Regions from separate parts of the Homo sapiens genome. Here region 1 is linked to region 2. A link is an interaction called in ENCODE POLR2A ChIA-PET data of the cell type or tissue named here. Cell type or tissue: GM12878. All regions are shown on one strand. Each heading gives the region's core, and the rest is flanking DNA. Links, peaks and the distances in the headings are about the cores only.

The links. ChIA-PET counts read pairs that join two places held together with the same protein. Peaks named below come from ENCODE experiments on the same cell type or tissue, not always from the same donor. Only the 100,000 strongest peaks of a DNase experiment are listed, where the experiment ranks them.
Region 1: POLR2A ChIA-PET joins it to region 2 with 6 read pairs; 2 of 35 experiments call an interaction of 5 or more read pairs at or near these places.

The regions. Positions count from the first base shown.
Region 1 is chrX:12,509,462-12,520,549 of GRCh38, forward strand. The region is part of intron 2 of FRMPD4 (FERM and PDZ domain containing 4); the gene reads left to right. Among named protein-coding and RNA genes, the nearest start is that of FRMPD4-AS1, 140 kb to the left of the region's middle. In GM12878, for the core only: no CTCF peak of the experiment used is centred there; a DNase peak (open chromatin) is centred at 6,120.
Region 2 is chrX:12,744,178-12,755,265 of GRCh38, forward strand. No RefSeq gene overlaps it. Among named protein-coding and RNA genes, the nearest start is that of PRPS2, 42 kb to the right of the region's middle. In GM12878, for the core only: no CTCF peak of the experiment used is centred there; no DNase peak of the experiment used is centred there; H3K27me3 peaks cover 201 bases.

The DNA of each region.
Region 1 (11,088 bases), core at 1,747-9,746, 230 kb before region 2:
TTCTAAGTGAAGTAACTCAGGAATGGAAGACCAAACATCATATGTTCTCACTCATAAGTGGGAGCTAAGCTATGAGAATGTCAAGGCATAAAAATGACACAATGGACTTTGGGGACTCAGAGGAAAGAGTGGGAAGCAGGTGAGGAATAAAAGACTACAAATAGGGTACAATGTATACTGCTCGGGTGATGGGTGCGCCAAAATCTCACAAATCACCACTAAAGAACTTACTCATGTAACTAAACACCACCTGTTCCCCCAATAACCTATGGAAATAAAAAAAAAATTATAAGAATTTAGGCATTTAGGTAAAGCCTTTATTTTATAATAAGACACTAAACGTTTATCAAAACCTTGTCACCAATTCATAAGTTAGTGTGGCTGTTTATCAGAAATTCAAGATGCAATAAAATTATCTTTCTGGAAATAGTGTCGTTGCAGTGTATTTTAGCAACAAGTGGCATAGAATAATAAAGCACAGAAATAAGAGTAAAAAAACTTGGGGTAAAATCCCAGCTCTTTCAGTGTTAGCTCTGTGATGGTGGATTATCACTAGGACACTGTGGGCCTCACTTTTCTCATTATACAACAATGTGTTTGGACTAGAAATCTGTATCATCTGGGAATCCTGTGAGGTACAAGCAACAAAAAATTCTAAGTCAATTTGGCTTCAATGATAAAAATAATTTGTTGGTTTATGTACCTAAAAAATAAATGATAAAACTGTTACAGCCAAAAGGAGTCTAAGGATACATGACAACTCAATGTAATATGCTATACTGGTTGGAATTTTGGAACAAATAAAGGACATTAGGTAAAACCTAAAGAAATCTGAATAAAATGTGGACTTTAGTTAATAATAATGTATCAATATTGGTTCATAAATTGTGACAAATGTACCACACTAATGTAAGATGTTAACAATAGGGGAAACTGAGTGCCACATATACAGGAATGCTCTGTACTCTGTAATTTTTCTGCAAATCTAAAAGTGTTCTAAAATAATGTCAGACATAAGAAATACACAAAACAGGATAATGTCAGCAAGATGGCGGACTAGGAAGCTTCAGTTCCTCATTCTCCCACAGAGCCACAAAATTAACAACAAGTTATTGACCAGAATAACTTTGTGAGAATTCTAAAGACCAGTTGAAAAGTTACAGCATCTAGACCAATGTAAAACCAAGAAGGAATTCCAGCAAAAAGGAAAGGAAACTTTTAAAAAGTTTTGCATACCTGTTATCAATGCTTCTCTCCCTATCTGATTTAGGATAGTGCAACTAACAGGAAACCTCCCACCTTGGGAATCCTCTTTTAGGATGAAAACAAAAGAGCGGACCATGCATCTAGCATTTGGGCTAGTCTGGAGGCTGTCTAAGGAACTGGTTCCTGAGTTACGTTACTCAGAGCACTGATGGGACTTGGTGAAGCACTGGTGGCCTTCTTTGGAAGCTGCTGAAAACAAGACATGATCCTCAGGGCATGTTATAGCTGCAGTTCCAAAGGCAGACACCAGCAGAATGTTCACAGGCTTCTAAGAAGAAACAGGAACAACAAGCTTCTTAGGAAATTGGAGATGTTTTAAAGCATAGACACAAACGCAGAGAAGACAGCATATCCTTAGAAAAAGTTTGGAGAGGTCCTAGAATCTATCGCGGAGCTAATCCGTGAAGATTTTTCCCTGCACAAAGTCAGACTATAAAGACTAGGAGAGGTGGTTGTTTCTCAAATGCCCAAGTCTCAACAACAGCAGTGACAAATCCCAAGGCATACTAGGAGAGAGGAAAACCAGGCCCAATCAAAGTGCCAAAATAAAACTCCAGAAACTGACCCTAAAGAAACACAGATCAATTCTCCCTCACAAAGAATGTAAAGTAACTGTACTAAACATGCTCAATGAACTAAAATGGAACACAGATAAACAACTAAATAAATTCAGGAAAATGATGCATGAACAAAATAAGCATATCAACAAAGAGACACAAACTATAAAGAAGAACCAAACAAATTCTGGAAGTGAAAAATATAATAACAGAACAGAAAAAAATTCAAGAGGTTTCAACAGAAGACTGGATTTGACAGAAAAAAAAAACAAACTTAAAGACAGATTATTAGAAGTCATTATTAGAAGTAATCAAGTCAGAGGATTAAAAAGAAAAAAATAAAAGTGAAGAGAGCCTAAGAGACTTACGGACACTGACAGGTAAACCATTGTATGCATGATGGGAGTCCCAGAAGGAAAAGAGAGGGAGTAAGTGTTATTTGAACCAACAATGGCCAAAAACTTTTCAAACTTGAGGAAAAAAAATGGGCATGCAAATTCAAGAGGCTCAAAGAACTACAACCAAGATAAATTCAAAAAGACCCACAAGAAGATGCATTGTAATCAAATTGTCAAAAGTCAAAGACAAAGAATCTTGAAAGCAGCGAGAGAAAAATAACTCATCACATACAAAACAGCTTCCATAAGGTTATCAGTGGAATTACCAATAGATAACTTACAGGCCAGAAGGAAGTGACAAAGAATACTGTATCCAGAAATTGCCACAGCCACCCAACCTTCAGCAGCCCCCACCCTGAACAGTCAGCAGCCATCAACACCGAGGCAAAATCTTCCGTTAGCAAAAAGATTATGATTTGCTGAAGGCTCAGACAATTGTTGCCACATTTTAGCAATGAAGTATTTTTAATTAAGGTGTGTACATTGTTTTTTAAGGCACAATGTTATTGCACATTCAATAGACTATAGTATGGTATGAACATATTTTTTAAGTTCTGGGATACATGTGTAGGACATGCAGGTTTATTACACAGGTAAACATCTGCCATGGTAGTTTATTGCACCTATCAACCCATCACCTTGGTATTAAGCCCTACATGCATTAGCTATTTATCCTGACGCTCTCCCTCCCCCCACAACCCCCAACTACAGGCCCCAGTGTGTGTTGTTCCTCTCCGTGTCCATGTGTTCTCATTTTTCAGCTCCTGCTGGTAAGTGAGAACATGTGGTGTTTGGTTTTCTGTTCCTGCATTAGTTTGCTGAGGATAATGGCTTTGAGCTCCATCCATGTCCCTGCAAAGGACAAGATCTCATTCCTTTTTATGGCTGCATAGTATTCTGTGGTGTATATGTACCACATTTTCTTTATCCAGTCTATCATTGATGGGCATTTAGATTGATTCCATGTCTTTTCTATTGTAAATATTGCTGCAGTGAACATATGTGTACATGTAACTTTATAATAGAATGATCTATATTCCTTTGGGTACATACCCAGTAATGGCATGGCTGAGTCAAATGGTATTTCTGGTTTTAAGTTTTTGACTAATTGCCCCACTGTCTTCCACAATGTTTGAAACTAATTTACATTACCAAAAGTGTGAAAACATTCCTATTTCTCCACAGCCTTGCCAGCATCTGTTGTTTCTAGACTTTTTAATAATTACCATTCTGACTGGCATGAGATGATATCTTATTGTGGTTTTGATTTGCATTTCTCTGATGATCAGTGATGTTGAGCTTTTCTTCATATATTTCTTGGCCACATAAATGTCTTCTGTTGAGAAGCGTCTGTTCGTATCCTTTGCCCACTTTTTAATAGGGTTGTTTTTTCTTGTAAATTTGTTTAAATTCCTTGTAGATTCTGGATATGAGACCTTTGTCAGATGGATATATTGCAAAAATTTTCTCCCATTCTATATATTGTATGTTCACTCTGATGATAGTTTATTTTGCTGTGCAGAAGCTCTTTAGTTTAATTAGATCCTATTTGTCAGTTTTTGTTTCTGTTGCAATTGATTTTGATGTTTCCATCATGAAATCTTTGCCTGTGCCTACGTCCTGAATGGTACTGCCTAGATTTTCTTCTAGGGATTTTATAGTTTTGTGTTTTACATTTAAGTCTCTAATCGCTCTGGAGTCAATTTTTGTATAAGATCTAAGGAAGGGGTCCAGTTTCAATTTTCTACATATGGCTAGCCAGTTCTCCCAGCACCATTTATTAAATAGGGAATTCTTTCCCCATTGCTTGTTTTTGTCAGGTTTGTCAAAGATCAGATCATTGTAAATGTGCAGTCATATTTCTGAGATATCTATTCTGTTCCATTGGTCTATGTGTCCGTTTTTCTACCAGTACCATGCTGTTTTGGTTACCGTAGCCTTACAATATAGTTTGAAGTCTGGTAGAGTGATGCCTCAAGCTTTGTTCTTTTTGCTTAGGATTGTCTTGGCTATATGAGCTCCTTTTTGGTTCCATATGAATTTTAAAGTAGTTTTTGCTAATTCTGTGAAGAATGTCAATGGTAGTTCAATGGGAATAGCACTGAATATATAAATTACTTCGGGCAGTATGGCCATTTTCAAGGTATTGATTCTTCCTATCCATGAGCATGGAATGTTTCTCCATTTGTGTGTGTCCTCTCTGATTTCTTTGAGCAGTGGTTTCTAGTTCTCCTTGAAGAGGTCCTTCACTTCCCTTGTTAGCTGTATTCCTAGGTGTTTTATTCTCTTTGTAGCAATCGTGAATGGGACTTCATTCATGGTTTGGCTCTCTGCTTGTCTGTTATTGGTGTATAGGAATGCTTGTGATTTTTGCACATTGATTTTGTATCCTGAGACTTTGCTGAAGTTGCTTATCAGCTTAAGAAGCTTTGGGGCTGAGATGATGGGGTTTTCTAGATATGGGATCATGTCGTCTACAAACAGAGACAGTTTGACTTCCTCTCTTCCTATTTGAATACCCTTTCTTTCTTTCTCTTGCCTGATTGCCCTGGCCAGAACTTCCAATACTATGTTGAATAGGAATGGTGAGAGAGGGCATCCTTGTCTTGTGGCAGTTTTCAAGGGGAATGCATCCAGCTTTGGCCCATTCTGTATGATATTGGCTGTAGGTTTGTCATAAATGGCTCTTATTATTTTGAGGTATGTTCCATCAATACCTAGCTTATTGAGAGTTTTTAACATGAAGAGATGTTGAATTTTATTGAAGGCCTTTTCCACGTCTATTATCAAATGGTTTTTGTCTTTAGTTCAGTTTATGTGATGAATTATGTTCATTGATTTGCATATGTTGAACCAGCCTTGCATCCTGGGGATTAAGCCAACTTAATTGTGGTGGATAAGCTTTTTGATGTGCTGCTGGATTTGGTTTGCCAGTATTTTATTGAGGATTTTTGCCTCGATGTTCATCAGGGATATTGGCCTGAAGTTTTTCTTTTTTGTTGTATCTCTGCCAGGTTTTGGTATCAGGATGATGCTGGCCTCATAAAATGAGTTAGGGAGGAGTCTCTCCTTTTCAATTGTTTGCATTAGTTTCAGAAGAAATGACACTAGCTCCCCTTTGTACCTTAGGTAGAATTCAGCTGTAAATCCGTCTGGCCCTGGGCTTTTTATTTTTTGGTTGGTAGGCTATTTATTACTGCCTCAATTTCAGAACTTGTTATTGGTCTATTCAGGGATTCAGCTTCTTCCTGATTCAGTCTTGGGAGGGTGTATATGTCCAGGATTTTTTCCATTTCTTCTAGATTTTCTAGTTTGTTTGCATAGAGGTATTTATAGTATGCTCTGATGGTTGTTTCTATTTTTGTGGGGTCAGTGGTGATATCCCCTTTATTATTTTTATTGTGTTTATCTGATTCTTCTGTCTTTTCTTAGCTAGCAGTCTGTTTTATTAATTTTTTCAAAAAACCAGCTCCTGGATTCATTGATTTTTTAAAATGTGTTTTCATGTCTCTATCTCCTTCAGTTCTGCTCTGATCTTGGTTGTTTCTTGTCTTCTGCTAGCTTTGGGGTTTGTTTGCTCTTGGTTCTCTAGTTATTTTACTTGTGATATTAGGGAGTCAATTTGAGATCTTTCTAGCTTTTCGATGTGCTAGAAATTTCCCACTTAACACTGCTTTATCTGCGTCCCAGAGATTCTGGTATGTTGTCTCTTTTTTCTCATTGGTTTCAAAGAACTTCTTGATTTCTGCCTTAATTTCATTATTTACCCAAGAGTCATTCAGGAGCAGGTTGTTCAATTTTCATGTAATTGTGTGGTTTTGAGCGAGTTTCTTAATCTTGAGTCCCAATTTGATGGCACTGTGATCTGAAAGGCTGTTATGATTTCAGTTGTTTTGCATTTCTTGAGGAGTGTTTCACTTCCCTTTATGTGATCTATTTTAGACTAAGTGCCATGTGGCACTGAGAAGAATGTATATTCTGTTATTTTTGAGTAGAGAGTTCTGTAGATATCTATTAGGTCCACTTGATCCAGAGCTGAGTTCAAGTCCTGAATATCCTTGTTAATTTTCTGTCTCGATGATCTGTCTAATATTGACAGTGGGGTCGATAGTGGGAGACTTCTCCCACTATTATTGTGTGGCAGTCTAAGTCTCTTTGTAAGTCTCTAAGAACTTGTTTTATGAATCTGGGTGCTCCTGTATTGGGTGCATATGTATATTTAGGATAGTTAGCTCTTCTTGTTGAATTCACCCCTTTACCATTATATAATGCCCTCCTTTGTCTTTTTTTTATCTGTGTTGGTTTAAAGTCTGTTTTATCAGAAATTAGAATTGCAATCCCTGCTTTTTTCTGCTTTCTATTTGCTTGATAAATTTTTTTCTATCCCTTTATTTTGAGCCTATGTGTGTCTTTGCATGTGAGATGGGTCTCTTGAATATTGCAAGCTGATGGGTCTTGACTCTTTATCCAACTTGACATTCTGTGTCTTTTAATTGGAGCATTTAGGCCATTTACATTTAAGGTTAATATTGTTATGTGTGAATTTAATACTGTCATCATGATGCTAGCTGGTTACTTTGCAGACTTGTTGATGTAGTTGCTTCATAGTGTCATTGGTCTTTGTACTTCAGTGTGTTTTTGTAGTGGCTTGTGATAGTTTTTCCTTTCCATATTTAGTGCTTCTTTCAGGAACTCTTGCAAGGCAGGCCTGGTGGTGACGAATTCCCTCAGCATTTGCTTGTCTGAAAAGGATTTTATTTCTCCTTCACTTATGAAGCTTAGTTTGGCCAGAAATGAAATTCCGGGTTGGAAATTCTTTTAAGAATGTTGAATAATGCCCCCCAATCTCTTCTGGCTTGCAGGGTTCCTGCTGAGAGATCTGTTATTCTGATGAGCTTCCCTATCTAGGTGACCTGGCCTTTCTCTCTGGCTGCCCTTAACATTTTTTCCTTCATTTTGACCTTGGAGAATCTGATGATTATGTGTCTTGGGGTTGATCTTCTCATGGAGTATCTTACTGGGGTTCTCTAGATTTACTGAATTTGAATGTTTGCCTGTCTTGCTAGGTTGGGGAAGTTCTCCTGGATGATATCCTGAAGTATGTTTTCCAACTTGGTTCTGTTCCCCCTGTCTCTTTCCGGTACTCAATCAGTCATAGGTTCAGTCTTTTTACATAATCCCATAGTGCTCAGAGGTTTTGTTCATTCCTTTTCGTTCTTTTTTTTTTTTTTTTTTTCCTAATCTTGTCGACCTGTCTTATTTCAGCAAGATAGTCTTCATGCTCTGAAATTCTTTCCTCTGCTTGGTCTATTTGGCTATTGATACTTGTGGTTGCATTGTGAAGTTCTTGTGTTGTGTTTTTCAGCTCCGTCAGGTCATTCATGTTCCTCTCTAAACTGGTTATTCTGGTTAATGGCTCCTGAAATGTTTTATCATGATTCTTAGCTTCTTTGTATTGGGTTAGAACATACTCCTTTAGCTCAGCAAAGTTCGTTATTACCCACCTTCTGAAGCCTACTTCTGTCAATTCATCCATCTCAGCCTCTGCCCAGTTCTGTCCTCTTGCTGGTGTTCTGATCATTTGGAGGAGAAGAGGCACTCTGGCTTTTTGAGCTTTCAGTCTTTTTTTGTTGATTCGTTCTAATCTTCATGAGTTTATCTAGCTTCAATCTTTGAGGCTGCTGACTGTTGGATGGGGTTTTTGTGGTGACTTTTTTGTTGATGCTGTTGTTGTTACTTTCTGTTTGTTTTTCTTCTAACTGTCAGGCCCCTCTTCCGTAGGGTTGCCATGGTTTGCTGGGAATCCACTCCAGACCCTATTTGTCTGGGTCCCTCCCACACCTGGAGGTATCACCAGTAGAAGCTGCAGAACAGCAAAGATGGCTGCCTGCTCCTTCCTCTGGGATCTCTGTCCCAGAGGGGCACCAACATGATGCTAGCAGGAATGCCCCTGAATAAGGTATCTGGTGACCCCTGTTGGGGGTTCTCATCCAGTCAGGAGGCACAGGATCCAGGACCTGCTTAACGAAGCACTCTGGCTGCCCCTTGGCAGAGGGGGTGTGCCGCACTGGGGGGATTCACACTAATCTGGTGTGCCGGGATTCCTCCGAGCCAGCAGGGGGAAAGACTAAGTCTGCTGATCCATGGAGACTGTGGCCTCCCCTCCCCCAAGGGGCTCTTTTCCAGGGAGATTTGAGTTCTGTCCTTAAACCCCTAGCTGGAGTTGCTGAAATTCCTACAGGTAGGCCCCGCCCGGTGAGTAGAGAGGGGTCAGAGTCTGGCCTAAAGAGGCAGTCTGGCCACGATCTGCCACAGCTGCTGTGTGGGCTATGGGGTATTCCCCCTGGGTCCAAACCATCCAGTCTCCCCAGCCTCAGCAGACTGGAGCTGCAGCGATGGTGGCCACCCCTCCCCCTGGGAGGTCAGTCATCTTAGGCAGCAGGCAGCCACAGTGATGGCCGCTGCCCTTCTCCATGGGAGCTCAATAGTCTTAGGCAGTAGGCAACCAGAGAGATGACAGCCACCCCTCCCCCTGTAAATTGGTAGTCTTAGGCAGTCTCCAGCCGAGTGGCTGCTGAGAATCTGCACAGCTATGTGCTTGGGACCCAAGGCCCTGGTGGCATGGGCTCAAGAGGTGAATCTCCTGATTCCCGGGTTGCACAGATTGTGGAAAAAACCTTTGGCTGATACCAGACAAAGACATTACAAGAAAATAAAACTAGAGCCCAATAACCCTGATGAACACTGATGCAAAAATCCTCAAGAAAATACTAATATACTGAATTCAACAGCACATTAATGCAGAAAAAGCATTTGATAAGATTCAACAACCTTTCATGATAAAAGAAAAAACACTCAGCAAACTAATAGAAGGAAACTACCTCAAAATAATAAAGGCTATCTATAAAAAGCCCAAAGTTAACATTATACTCAATGCTGAAAAACTGAGTTTTTCCTCTAGGATTAGGAAGGTGGCAAGGACACCCACTTTCACCACTTCTATTCAATGTAGATTGGAAGTCCTAGATTAGGCAAGGGAAAAAAATAAAACATCCAAATTGGAAAGGAAGAGCTAAAATTGTCTCTATTCACAGATGACACGAGCTTATATGTAGAAAACACTAAAAATTACGTGCGCGCGTGCACACACACACACACACACACAAACTGCTAAAACAAATTCAGCAAAGTTACAGGTCACAGAACAGTCAGTTGCATCTCAAAAGGAATAATCAAAAAGGAAATTAAGAAAATAATTCCATTTACAATAGCACTAAAATAAAATACTTCAGAATAAACCTAACCAAGGAGATGAAAGACTTATACACTGAAAACTGTAAAACATTGCTGAAAGAAAGTAAAGACGACAAAAATAAATGGAAAGACATTCCATACTAATGGATTGGAAGACTTAATATTGTTAAATGTCAATATTGCCCAAAGCAGTCTACAAATTCAACACAATTCCTGTAAATATGACAGTGAAATTTTTTTCAGTAAGAGGAAAACATTATCCTAATTTTTGTATGACAGCTCAAGGAATCCTGAATAATCAAATCAATTTTTTAAAAGAAAACCAAATTGGAGGATTCACATTTTCTGATTTCAAAAAATATTATAAAAGCTTTGGTAATCAAAACAGTGTGATAGTGGTATAAAGACAGACATATAGTCCAATGGAATAAAATAGAGAGACCAGAAATATACCTTCACATACATGATTAAATGATCTTTGACAAGGCTGCCAAACTGAAAAACTCTTAAAAGAGAACATGGGGGAAAGCTTTATGACATTGGATTTGACAATGATTTCTTGGATATGACACCAAAAGCCTAATATAAGGCAACAGAGGAAAAAATAGACAAATGGGACTACATTAAATTTCAAAACTTTTGTGCCTCATAAAACATGATCAACAGAATGAAAATCATGCAACCTATGGAATGGGAGGAAATATTTGCAAATCATATATCTGATATGAGGTTAATATTCAGAATATAAAAAGAACATCTACAACTCAACAGCAAAATGTCAAACAACTCAATTTAAAAATGGGCAAGGAACTTGAATAGACATTTCTTCAAAGATGATAAATGACCAACAAACATGTGAAAGGATGCTCAACATCACTATTCATCAGGGAAATGCAAACCAAAACTACAATAAGATACCACATACGTTAGGATAGCTACTCTCATAAAAAGAGGAAATAATTAGTGTTGGCAAGAATGTGGAGAAATTGGAACCCTTATGCACTGTTAGTGGGAAGGAAAGTGGTATAACTAATGTGGAAAACAGTATGGCAAGTCCTCAAAAAATTAAAAATATAACTACTATATGATCCAACAATCCCACTAGTGTGTATACATCCAAAACAATTGAAAGCAAGGTTTCAAAGAGGTATTTGCATACTTTTGTTCATAGGAGTGTTATTCACAATAGCCAAGAGGTAGAAGCAACCCAGATGTCCATCAACAGATGAATAAACAAAATGTGGTCTTTACATATAGTGGAAAACTATGGAAATACTGTTATATGCTACAACAAGGATGAACCTTGATGACATTATGCTAAGTAAAATAAGCCAGTTCCAAAGGACAAATACTGTAGATTCCACTCATATGAGGTATCTAAAGTAGTCATATGGAAAACAAAATGGTGGTTACCAGGAGCTGAGGGAAACAGATGAAGGACAGTTGTTTAATGGGTATAAACTTTCACTTTTGCAAAGTGAAAAAGTTCTGGAGATCTGTTGTGCAACAATGTGAATGCACTTAACACTCCTGAACTTTATACTTTAAAATGGCTAAAATTACAAGTGTTTTTTCCCCACAGTTAAAAAAAAAAATACACAAAGTGCATGCCA
Region 2 (11,088 bases), core at 1,733-9,732:
AGTCTGGCACCTAAAGGTCTGAAAGAAATACTCACCATCTAGTCTTTCTGAGGGCTGCTACCTGTGAGGTTTTATCTGCATAACAAGAACACCTTTGCTAACCAGGCCTCTTCTCTCCCTATCATAACCAGTTTTACCAGGATCCAAGCCCCTATTCTTTCTGTAACCTCAGGATGGTGTCAGTGTCAACCATCTTCTTTTTCTCTGTGATCTTATAGTTTGTAAGACTCTGTGCACGTTAATAAATTTACATGCTTTTTTTCCTATTAATCTGCCTTTTCTCAATTGCTTTTTCAGTGAAACTTTAGAGGATGAAGGGGAAGTTCTCTCTTGTTCCTCATACCTCAAGAAAGGAGAAATTCAGGCAGGGTCAGCAATACTCAGATGTTTAAGAAGGCTGAAACCAGTGTTGAAAATGGCAGAATGGATAGACAAAGAGGTGGTAGAAAAATGCTTTGACTAAACCAGCTATAAAAGCCAGGAATGAATTTGACATTTTATCCGCTCAATACTTGCATGTACCTTTAAACACAGAGATCATATTCAATTAGCAGTTCCTCAAATGATTAAACATAGAGTTACCATATGACATAAAAATACACATCAACGCAAAAACTTGTACACAAGTGGTCGCAGAAGCATTATTCACAGTACACAAAAAAAATAATAATAAGAAGAAGAAAACAACCCAAATGTCTATCATCTGATGAATGGATAAGCAAAATGTGGTCTAGTCATCCAATGGACAATTATTCAACCATAAAACAGGGTGAAATTCTGATACGTGCTACAACACGGACGAACCTAGAAAATATGCTAAGAGAAAGAAGCCAGACACAAAAGGACACATATTGTGTGATTCCATTTATATGAAATGCTCAGAATAGGGAAATCCATGGAGACAAAAAGTATTAATAGATTAGTGGTTGCCTGGAGCTGGGGGTAATGGGGGAAGTGGTGAGTGAGAGCTAAGTAATTTGGGGTTTCTTTCTGGGGTAATAAAATATTTTAAAATGGATTGGGGTGGTGGTTGCACAACTTTTACAAATATACCATTGAACTGTACACTTTAATTGGGTGAATTATATGGCATGTGAATTATATCTCAATAAAGCTGTTTCTAAAAAAAAAAAAAACCCCATCCACATACAGGTTTTTGTAGAAACATAAGTTTTCAAATACACCGAGACAAAAACAATCTCCTCCTCTCTTCCTTCTTCCTTCTGTGAAAGAAAAATAGCAATGTACATCTTACATATATTGATTGATGTCTCATGTCTCCCTAAAATGTGTAAAACCAAACTGTGCTCTTACCACCTTGGGTACATGTTGTCAGGACCTCCTGAGGCTGTGTCACAGATGCACGCGTCCTCAATGTTGGCAAAATAAAATTTCTAAATTAACTGAGAGCGTCTCAGATATTCAGGGTCCATACCTCCTGCCAGGCCTAAAATGCTCACCTGCAGAGAAAAGACAGGTGCCCCTTCTGTTGGCAGCAAGGACTCAATTATCCTTTGCAAGGGGCCCCAGATTTTGATGGTGATGCCACTGCATCAAAGTGATCTTTCGGAAATGCAAAATTTCCCCTGCTTAAAACTCTTACCCAGCTTCCCTGAACACTCCAAACTGTTTCATGTCTCTGTACCTTTGGTCAAAAGACTCCTTGTCTGGAATGTCTTTCTTTCACTTTCTGCTAATGAAGTCCTGTTCATTTTTCAAATCGTATCTCAGAGGTCACTTCTCCAGGCAGTCCTTCGTGATTGTCCCTCCAACCCCACTCAAGAGCAACACCTACTGCTACCCTGACTGAATATTTCTGTTACTGTATTAGTTTTTGTTTTGTTTTCTTTTCTTTGTAAAATCTGTTCTACTTAGTAGAGTACCTGCATTTTATTCACATTTATATTCTTGGTGCTTCGAACAGTACCCAGCACAGAGCAAATGCCAAAATAATGTTTTTAAAAAAATTGTGCTGAAATGCCAAGGGCTTTATGTATTCACATAGTGATGAAACACCCATTGAGGGTGGGCTTATATTTTTTAAAACTTAAAACACTTTGAGGCTGGAAGCAGTGGCTCACACCTGTAATCCCAGTACTTTGGGAGGCCAAGGTGGGCAGAACACTTGAGGCCAGGAGCTCGAGACCAGCCTGGCCAACGTGGCGAAACCCTATCTCTACTAAAAATTCAAAAAATTAGCTGGTCCTGGTGGCGTGCACCTGTAATACCAGCTACTCGGGAGGCTGATGCAGGAGAATCGCTTGAACCCGGAAGGCGGAGGTTTCAGTGAGCTGAGATCATGCCACTGCACTCCAACCTGGGCCACAGAGCGAGATTCTCTCTCAAAAAACAAACAAACGAACAAAAACTCTCTGACATGTAACCACATTAAAACTCACAGAATTATACAACCTGGACTTCAGAATTGAATGCTATCTAGCCCAGCGTGTCTCCAACTTTAGCGTGCATATAAATCATCTGGGAATTTGTTAAAATCCAAGTTCTACTTTTACACTGTTGGTGGGACTGTAAACTAGTTCAACCATTGTGGAAGACAGTGTGGCAATTCCTCAAGGATCTAGAACTAGAAATACCATTTGACCCAGCCATCCCATTACTGGGTATATACCCAAAGGATTATAAATCATGCTGCTATAAAGACACATGCACATGTATGTTTATTGCAGCACTATTCACAATAGCAAAGACTTGGAACCAACCCAAATGTCCATCAATGATAGACCAGATTAAGAAAATGTGGCACATATACACGATGGAATACTATGCAGCCATAAAAAAGGATGAGGTCATGTCCTTTGTAGGGACACGGATGAAGCTGGAAACCATCATTCTCAGCAAACTATCGCAAGGACGAAAAACCGAACACTGCATGTTCTCACTCATAGGTGGGAATTGAACAATGAGAACACTCGGACACAGGAAGGGGAACATCACACACTGGGGCCTGTCATGGGGTGGGGGGAAGGGGGAGGGAGAGCATTTGGAGATATACCTAATGTAAATGATGAGTTAATGGGTGCAGCAAACCAACACGGCACATGTATACATATGTAACAAACCTGCACATTGTGCACATGTACCCTAGAACTCAAAGTATAATAATAAAATAAATAAATAAATAAAATGCAAGTTCTGATCCAGGAAGTCTGAGACAAGCCTGAGATTCTGCACTTCTAATAAGCTCCCAGGTAATGTGGTGCTTTTGGTTTACTAACCATACATGGAGTAGCAAGAACCTCGTCCCCCCTGCCAATCAAACACATGAATTCTAGTTACAACATTTGGACAACTGGTCAACAAGCAAACAAATGTGAAAGTGAGCTTTTTGGAACTTCTCTAAGACAATGGTTCTCAAACTTTAGCTCCATCAGAATTGCCTGGAGGACTTGTGGAAGCACAGTTCATGGGATCCATGCCAGGCATTCCTGACTCAGCATTCCTGAGGTGGGACCAGGGAATCTGCATTTCTAGCAAGTTCCAAGCTGAGGCTGATGCTGCTGGCCCAGGGACCACACCTTGGGAACCAATTCTCTGAGAGTCACCCTGAAACCATTGTAATCAATGAACAATTTATCCATGATTGTCAGAGTCCAACCATGTGCACAGTTGATATTAGACAAACAGATTGGTGCACCTGGGAACCATCTGCCTCGTGAGAGTGAGTTGGTGGCCCATTATATTAAGAGATGCCTCCCCACATTGGTACAGAGAAAAGAGCACTGGATCAGAAGCACAGAGCCGGCTTCCAATCCTGGATCTTGAACATGTGATTTACATCCCTTGGGCAATCACTGAACCTCCCCAAGTCTCAATTTCTCCATCTACAATATATCTATACTTCAAGACTTAGCTGAAGCAGACTCTGCTCAGCTGACCCACCAGAGCAGGTCTCCAACCCCTGCAATTCTCACCTCCCACCTTACTGGACCTCATGAGCAACTCAATGTAGCTTGGCAACTAGGCGCTGCATTCCCTGAGGGCAGAGATGAGTTTTAATTATATTGATTCTCAAACAAGCAGTGATATGCCTGGCAAATAGCAGGTACTCATTAAATGTTTACCGTTGAATGAATAAAAGTAATAAACCCAGGACTCCAAATAGCCCTCCAGGACCTGGCTTTATGCTAATTTGCTAATGTTAGCTGCTTTGAAGTATCATTAGAATACAACATCCCACCAAGTAGTGCTGGGAATTAAGGATACATAATTCAATGCTTAATACGACTCTCAAGAGAAGAATACATGGTTAGACTGCTGAGCTATAGATTATTTTTTTTTAATTTTCAGATTTAATGATACATGGAATTATTTTTGCAAGTAAGGATTTTTACTGCTGCTCTTTATCACAGCTTTATGAAGGAAAGAGATCCTATAGGGCCTTGCTTTTGTAGATGAATGGGGTTTTTTATTATTGTAAAAGTTTTCATTAATAAAAGCAACTTTTTTGTACTTAGGTATTTGTTTTTTAGATTTTAAGAGCTCTTTTTTAGTTAGAATCACTTTACTGGTTAATAGAATAATAAATCCATATTTCTGTTTTCCCCAGCTCTACGACATCCCAGCCGTGACTTCAGATGAGATGCCTAATGCTTAAATGCCTCAATTTCTTTATCTGTAAGACAGGGATAGAACAGTTCCTCCATTATAGATTTTGTATGACATTCATGAGCTAATAGATGTCTTCAGAAGGTTATCTGATATATAATAAGCCCTGACAAACAAAAGTAAATTATTATTTTTAGCTCGAGTATAAACGAACACATTTGTAGGAAGGTGCAGGCTTTTTGACCACAACCAGAGACAACGTTTGTACCCAGGCAGAGCTTGAGACAGGCAAGGGCCGCCTTTGGGTAGTTCTCACAGCACATACAAAGACGGGCTCCCCCTGCCTAATTCAGGGGGTGGGTCACTCATTTTGTTTATGGCTTAAGAGAGGACAAAGTGCTTCTCCAGGTCTTGTTCTTTCTCCTAACTCTACTTGTCTTAATAATGATTCATAAGGCTTATATAGTGTTTTCATTTACAAAAGGCATTCACAATTGTCCTCCTTAAATCCTCCAAACAATTCTGTGGCTATCCCCACTTCACATCTGAGGAAATGACCTTTAAAGCATCAAAGAAGTTGGCAGACCTGCTCAGGGGCCTCTGAAAAATAAATGGTGGAGGCAGAAATGTGGCTCTGGTCTTTGACTAGAAGCCCAGGGCTCCCACCCTGAAACCATCCCATATCATGTTGCAACTCATAACATTCGAACGTAAGAAGAACGGAACTGAAAAACTCAACTATTCACTAATGTCTCTTATTTGAATCCACCAAAAATTCCTCTGCATTCCTCTTTGCTCACTCCATAGTAGAGGCCACCAGCCACAGGGACTATCTCCAAAGTAGGGAAGGTGAAACTGAGGGCTAACCTGTTTAAGCCTGCCAAACTTACCCTGACTTGCTTGCTTTTAATCACTTACTTCCCATTGATTTTAAACACTGTATAGGCCAGGGGCAACGGCTCATGCCTGTAATCCCAAGACTTTGGGAAGATGAGGCAGGAGGATTGCTTGAGTCCAGGAGTTCAAGACCAGCCTGGACAACATAGCAAGACCCCATCTCTAGAAAAAATAAAATTAGCCATGCATAGTAGTGCACCTGTAGTCCCAGCTACTAGGGAGGCTGAGGCAGGAGGATTAATTGAGCCCAGGAGGTTAAGGCTGCAGTAAACTCTGATTGTGCCACTGTGCTCCAACCTGGGTGACAGAGCAAGACTCCGTTTAAAAAAAAAAAAAGATTCTAAATAACTAAAAGTCACATAGCCAAACAATATACAACTAAACTTCCACTAGCTTCCTTATAAAGAACACCTCTGATATATATAGCACTATGGTAATGGTTGTTTGAAATTGTGTTTCAGGAACTAGGGGGCAGCTTTTATGCCGTTTGAACCAGCTGAGACCACCTACCCTTCAACTGGGCCTGTGCAAATGCTCAAGAGGTGACCTTCTGATGTCACAGGGCCAAAAACTTCTTCCTCAGATCATGCTAACACTGTCATTTTCTGAACATGCATCCTATGAAGAGCCATGAACCCTGACTACATTTACACAGACCATCAATGCATCATTTTTCCCCACTTATCAATCACCCTTCCCCATGCCTTAGACCACTCTGCTTTTTATCCCATAAATATCCCTAAGCCCTATCCTCAGGATGCTGATTTGAGACCTATTCTCCCACCTCATCACTTGGCTACCTCGTGAAAAAACCCTTTCTCTTTTGCAAAACCCACTGTCACAGTGATTGGCTCACTGCATGGGGACAGAATGGGCCTGGTTTGGCATCTGGGCAGATCAGAATGAAAGACTAATAGGCGTGATTTGCATTACCTCATAGTCAATCTGAGCCCCACGAATTAAGGGGGAGCAGGTATCCTTGATAGCCAGCAGGTTGGGGATTTGGCTACACTTGTATGCATAGATGCAAATCTACATACCTATGCACTTGTATGCGTAGATGGCTTTTATTGTATGGACATAGCCTCTTCCTGTTTGCATGGCTTAAAGCAGGAGCAGTGGCCAAAAAGTACAAAGGCAGACAAAGGAAGAAAAACCAGCTAGAAGCATAGATTACCTGAAGATGCTTTATCCAGCAAGTCAGGTCTGCTGTCTAGATTCAAGGGGTTGCCATGTGGGTAATTGAGGCAATGAAGAAAAAAAAATGGAGTTAAGGGAAAAACAGCAATGGAGGCCTAGGAGGGAACTGTGACCATCAAGAAGGCTGGCCCACAGGTGAAACAGCTAGGACATGGGAAATCTCAGACAAGCCTGTTAGGTGAGGAGATACTTATGGCCCAGTTGTTCCTGATATCCCAGCTCATAGCCAGGCAACCCCCAGAAACAGAATGGCCCAGCTGACTTGCAGCTGGCCATAGCTGCATGATGGAAGCCAGTGAGAACCAGACCTGCCCAGCCATGCTCAGCCCATATTGAAGGCCCAGAGAATCTCAAGCTAAGTAAATGATTGTTGTATTAAGGCATTATCATTTTGAGTGTTTGTTATACCACAGTAGGTAGCTGATTCAGGGATCAATGATGGTAATTCAAATATAGACTCAATATTATGTTATACCAGGCTATTATTAATTTCCTTAAGTGTGATGTTAACACGATTATGTAAAAACATGTCCTTTTTAGGTGATATAGGGGTGATATGTCATAATGTCTGCAACTTTCAAGAGATTCAGCAAGAAATATATATAGGTAGCTTGATAAATAGGTAAAGCAAATACAGCAAAATGCTGTCAATTGTTGACTCTAGTTGATGGGTATATGGGTAATCATTGCACTATTTTTTAGCTGTTCTACAAGTTTAAAAATCTTCATAGCAAAAATTGGAAAGTAAAAATGCTTTTAAAACACTCATATCCCACATTAAACATACATTTATATTTTAAAATAAAATGCTTTTATAATTTGCCTATGAAACTATTAAGTTATGAGTAATCATTCAATTAGCTTTTGGCTATAATTTCTTGGTTCTTCTCATGGACACTCAGGAATTTCATGAAGAACAAAACCCAATTTATAAATTGTATTCAAATATACAGAAATGTCTACAACATTTATGAATTTTTGAACACTAAATTTATGTTTACCAAATTTAACAATGCATAAAGCTAGAATGCTAAATCTGGCAGCCACTTAATTGAACACATTAAGTTTGACTTGGAAGTTTTATTTTGCATTTAGGAGCCAGTAATTTTCTCCCAGTTCTAAAATGTTTTCATAGGCTGTGTATGAATAGTGATTAACACATAGAACAACACTTCAGTGGCCTAAAACCAGTTCTGCCCTTTAATCAGCTATGAGAAGAAGCCAAACACCTCAGCTGGCAGAGGCGTTAGAGAGAGAGAGTCATTCCTTGTCAGAGACCAGTGAACTTTGGAATTGTGGTCTTGGGAGCCAGAGAGACCTGGGATCAAATGCCAGTTACACCATCTTCAGGAAGCCACTTAACCACTCTGAGTCTCAACTTCCTTCTGTTTAAAATGGAAATTAAAATGACTATGTGACTGGATTTTCATGACAAAAATGCAGGAATCATAGGTGGGGGCCATTCATCATGCCCGGTGTCACTGTTATTTGGCCTCATGGTTATTTCCTTGAAATCAAATGACTGCAGAGAAGAAAGAAAAGGATGACATCCAGTGGGATTCTCAATTCAGCCCTAGGTGGGTCTCAGTGCGGCCCGAGGTTGGTCTCAGTGCACTTTCTATTCTATAGTGCCCTGCAGGAGCTATGCGGCTTTGCCTTGCAGATCACCACAAGACCAATCCAATAGAACAGTGGGCCTTCCCCATGGGAGAGCCTCAATAAATAGCTGTCAAATAAATGAATGGGACTTGCCACACTCATTTGAGGAAATATTGTATCTGGGGAATGTTCCAGAGTCAAGAGCATGGAAGTTGATAGCAGAAGTAGCTAGAACACAACCACTTCATTAACCCTGTCACCACTAAGGTTGCCATTAGTCCAGATAGATGACATCTTTGGGCAAATTAGAAAAAGGTGCCTCTGCCTAAAGATACTTTACTTCATGTGTTGGAAAATTGGTGAAGTATACTGAATTATTTTTTAGACCAAGATGACTTATTATTGTCTGCTAGGTAATTATCATAATAAATACACAAATTAATTCCATCTACCTTGTAAATCATAGAAATGTTGCTTACTTTTTGTGGTAATGCTTGGATATTTGAAGTTGAAAGATATATATACACAATCTCATACACTGTTATGCTCAAGTGTGACAGTGAAATTTATCTATGTTCATCTCTTCCCCGAACAGCTGGGAAAGTATAAAAAGTGCAATCCCAGTAAAATTTAAATAATTTGTAGCATTGAATCAGAAGAAAGAAAAAAGCAAAATCAATAAAGGAAAAATATACCCTGCACCTGTCATAAAATTATTTCTTCTCGACCTTTATTGGACACAGACTAGCATTTGTTCCTGGCTTTACTTTTAATCTCCCTGGAAAAAATATATTTTAATTTTTATTCCTGTTAAGCTGGGACCATTCAAAAAAGTCAACAGAAAACAGCCTAGCCTAGAAAACAGCCAGCTGTTTTCCAAACTGGCTAAAACCATAAACACCTGGAAAATTATTTCTAAAAACAAAGCCAAAAAAAAAATCCACAGGCCTAAGCTTTTCACTTCAGCAAGGTTTTGGACCCACTGGTTTAATCCAGTCAATCAAATATGAAGAGATAAGATGGCAGTGTCAACCAGAGACCCTGAATTCCTTTCTCGCCCAATTCCTATTTAATTTCCTCTCTCAAGCCAGCTGGCATGCTGACAGAGCCCTGAGAGCATCCAAAGCCTCAGAGCGGGCAGGGAGCTCTAAGCTAGTGGTCAGCAAAGTGGAGTGCAAGCATCCAAGGGGTCATACAAGATGATTCACTGGAGTGGAGAAGAAAACTGTAGTTATATATTTTTCATCTTTTTATAATGCATTTGCTGTATTAATGAAGTGGTACCTCTTTAATTTATAGGTAAATATATGTAATACATTTGATTTAGTAATGGAGTGGTACATGTATACAATTTATAAGTAAATACACTTATTTATTTATAAGGTGATGTTCATCCCTTTTTTTTTTTTTTACAAAGGGAGGTGGAGTCTGATAATGGACATAGGACTTTCTTCTCCAGTGAACCAAGAGACTAAAGATGGAGCCACCTGGCTGAAGACCACACTTTAGGTATCTCTGGAGAGGATATGTATTAGTCAGAGTTTTCCAGAAAAACAGAACCAACAGGATGTGTGTGTGTGTATGTGTGTGTATACATACCTACATCACATATACATGCATATATATACACACATACATACATATGTAGAAAGATATACATATATACACACATACGTATATACATATATTTGTACATATATATAGAGAGAGAGGGAGAGAGAGGTTTACTATAAGGAAGCGGCTTACCTGATTATGGAGGCTGGCAAGTCAAAAATCTGCAGAGTCGATATGCCAGTTTGAGTCTGAAGGTCAGCAGGGTGCTGCAGAACAAGGAAGAACTGATGTTGCAGTTTAAAGACTGACAGGCAGTAGAATTCTCTATTGGGAGTCAGCCTTTTTGTTCTATTCGGGCCTTCAATTAATTGGCTGAGGCCCACCCATATTATGGAGGGTAATCTGCTTTACTCAGTCTACCAATTTAAAAGTTAATCTCATCAAAAATCCCCTCACAGACACACCCAAAATAATGTTTGACCAAATATCTGGGCACTGTATGGCCCAGTCAAGTTGACACATAAAATGAAATATCCTAGGGTGTTGCAGGTATGGACTGAACCCTTCCAGTGGAGTCTCTTTCAAGTGCACCATTTCTGGTGACACCACATCCATTCCAGGCACCAAATTAACACTTCCCCTGCCATTGTTAGTTTTACTCCTTTTCCTGCCATTGTTAGTTCTACTCTTTTTAATGACTAAATTTTCCCACAAATGGTCATAGTTTAAGTCCTACCCCTTTCCCGAAAAGTGAGACTAGGGAGACTGGATATATAAACAATGGGTTTTCAAATCACCAAAGATTTCCATTTTACAGCAAGCTTTGCAAACATTTCACACAAATTTTCTTTATCAGGAGCAGAGTGCACACAATACATTCAAATAGAGACCCATAGAAGTAATAAAAGGAACTAAATCTAGAGTTCCTGATAAATGAATCGCCCCTGGGAAGTGTGTTATCTACCTTTGTGTGTCTTTTTTTGAGACGGAGTTTTGCTCTTGTTGCCCAGGCTGGAGTGAAGTGGTGTGATCTCAGCTCACTGCAACCTCCGCCTCCCAGGTTCAAGCAATTCTCCTGCCTCAGCCTTCTGAGTAGCTGGGATTACAGGCACCTGCCACCACGCCTGCCTAATTTGTTGTATTTTTAGTAGAGATGGGGTTTCGCCATGTTGGCCAGGCTGGTCTCAAACTTCTGACCTCAGGTGATCCACCCGCCTCGGCTTCCCAAAGTGCTGGGATTTCAGGCATGAGCCACCGTGCCCGGCTATGTGT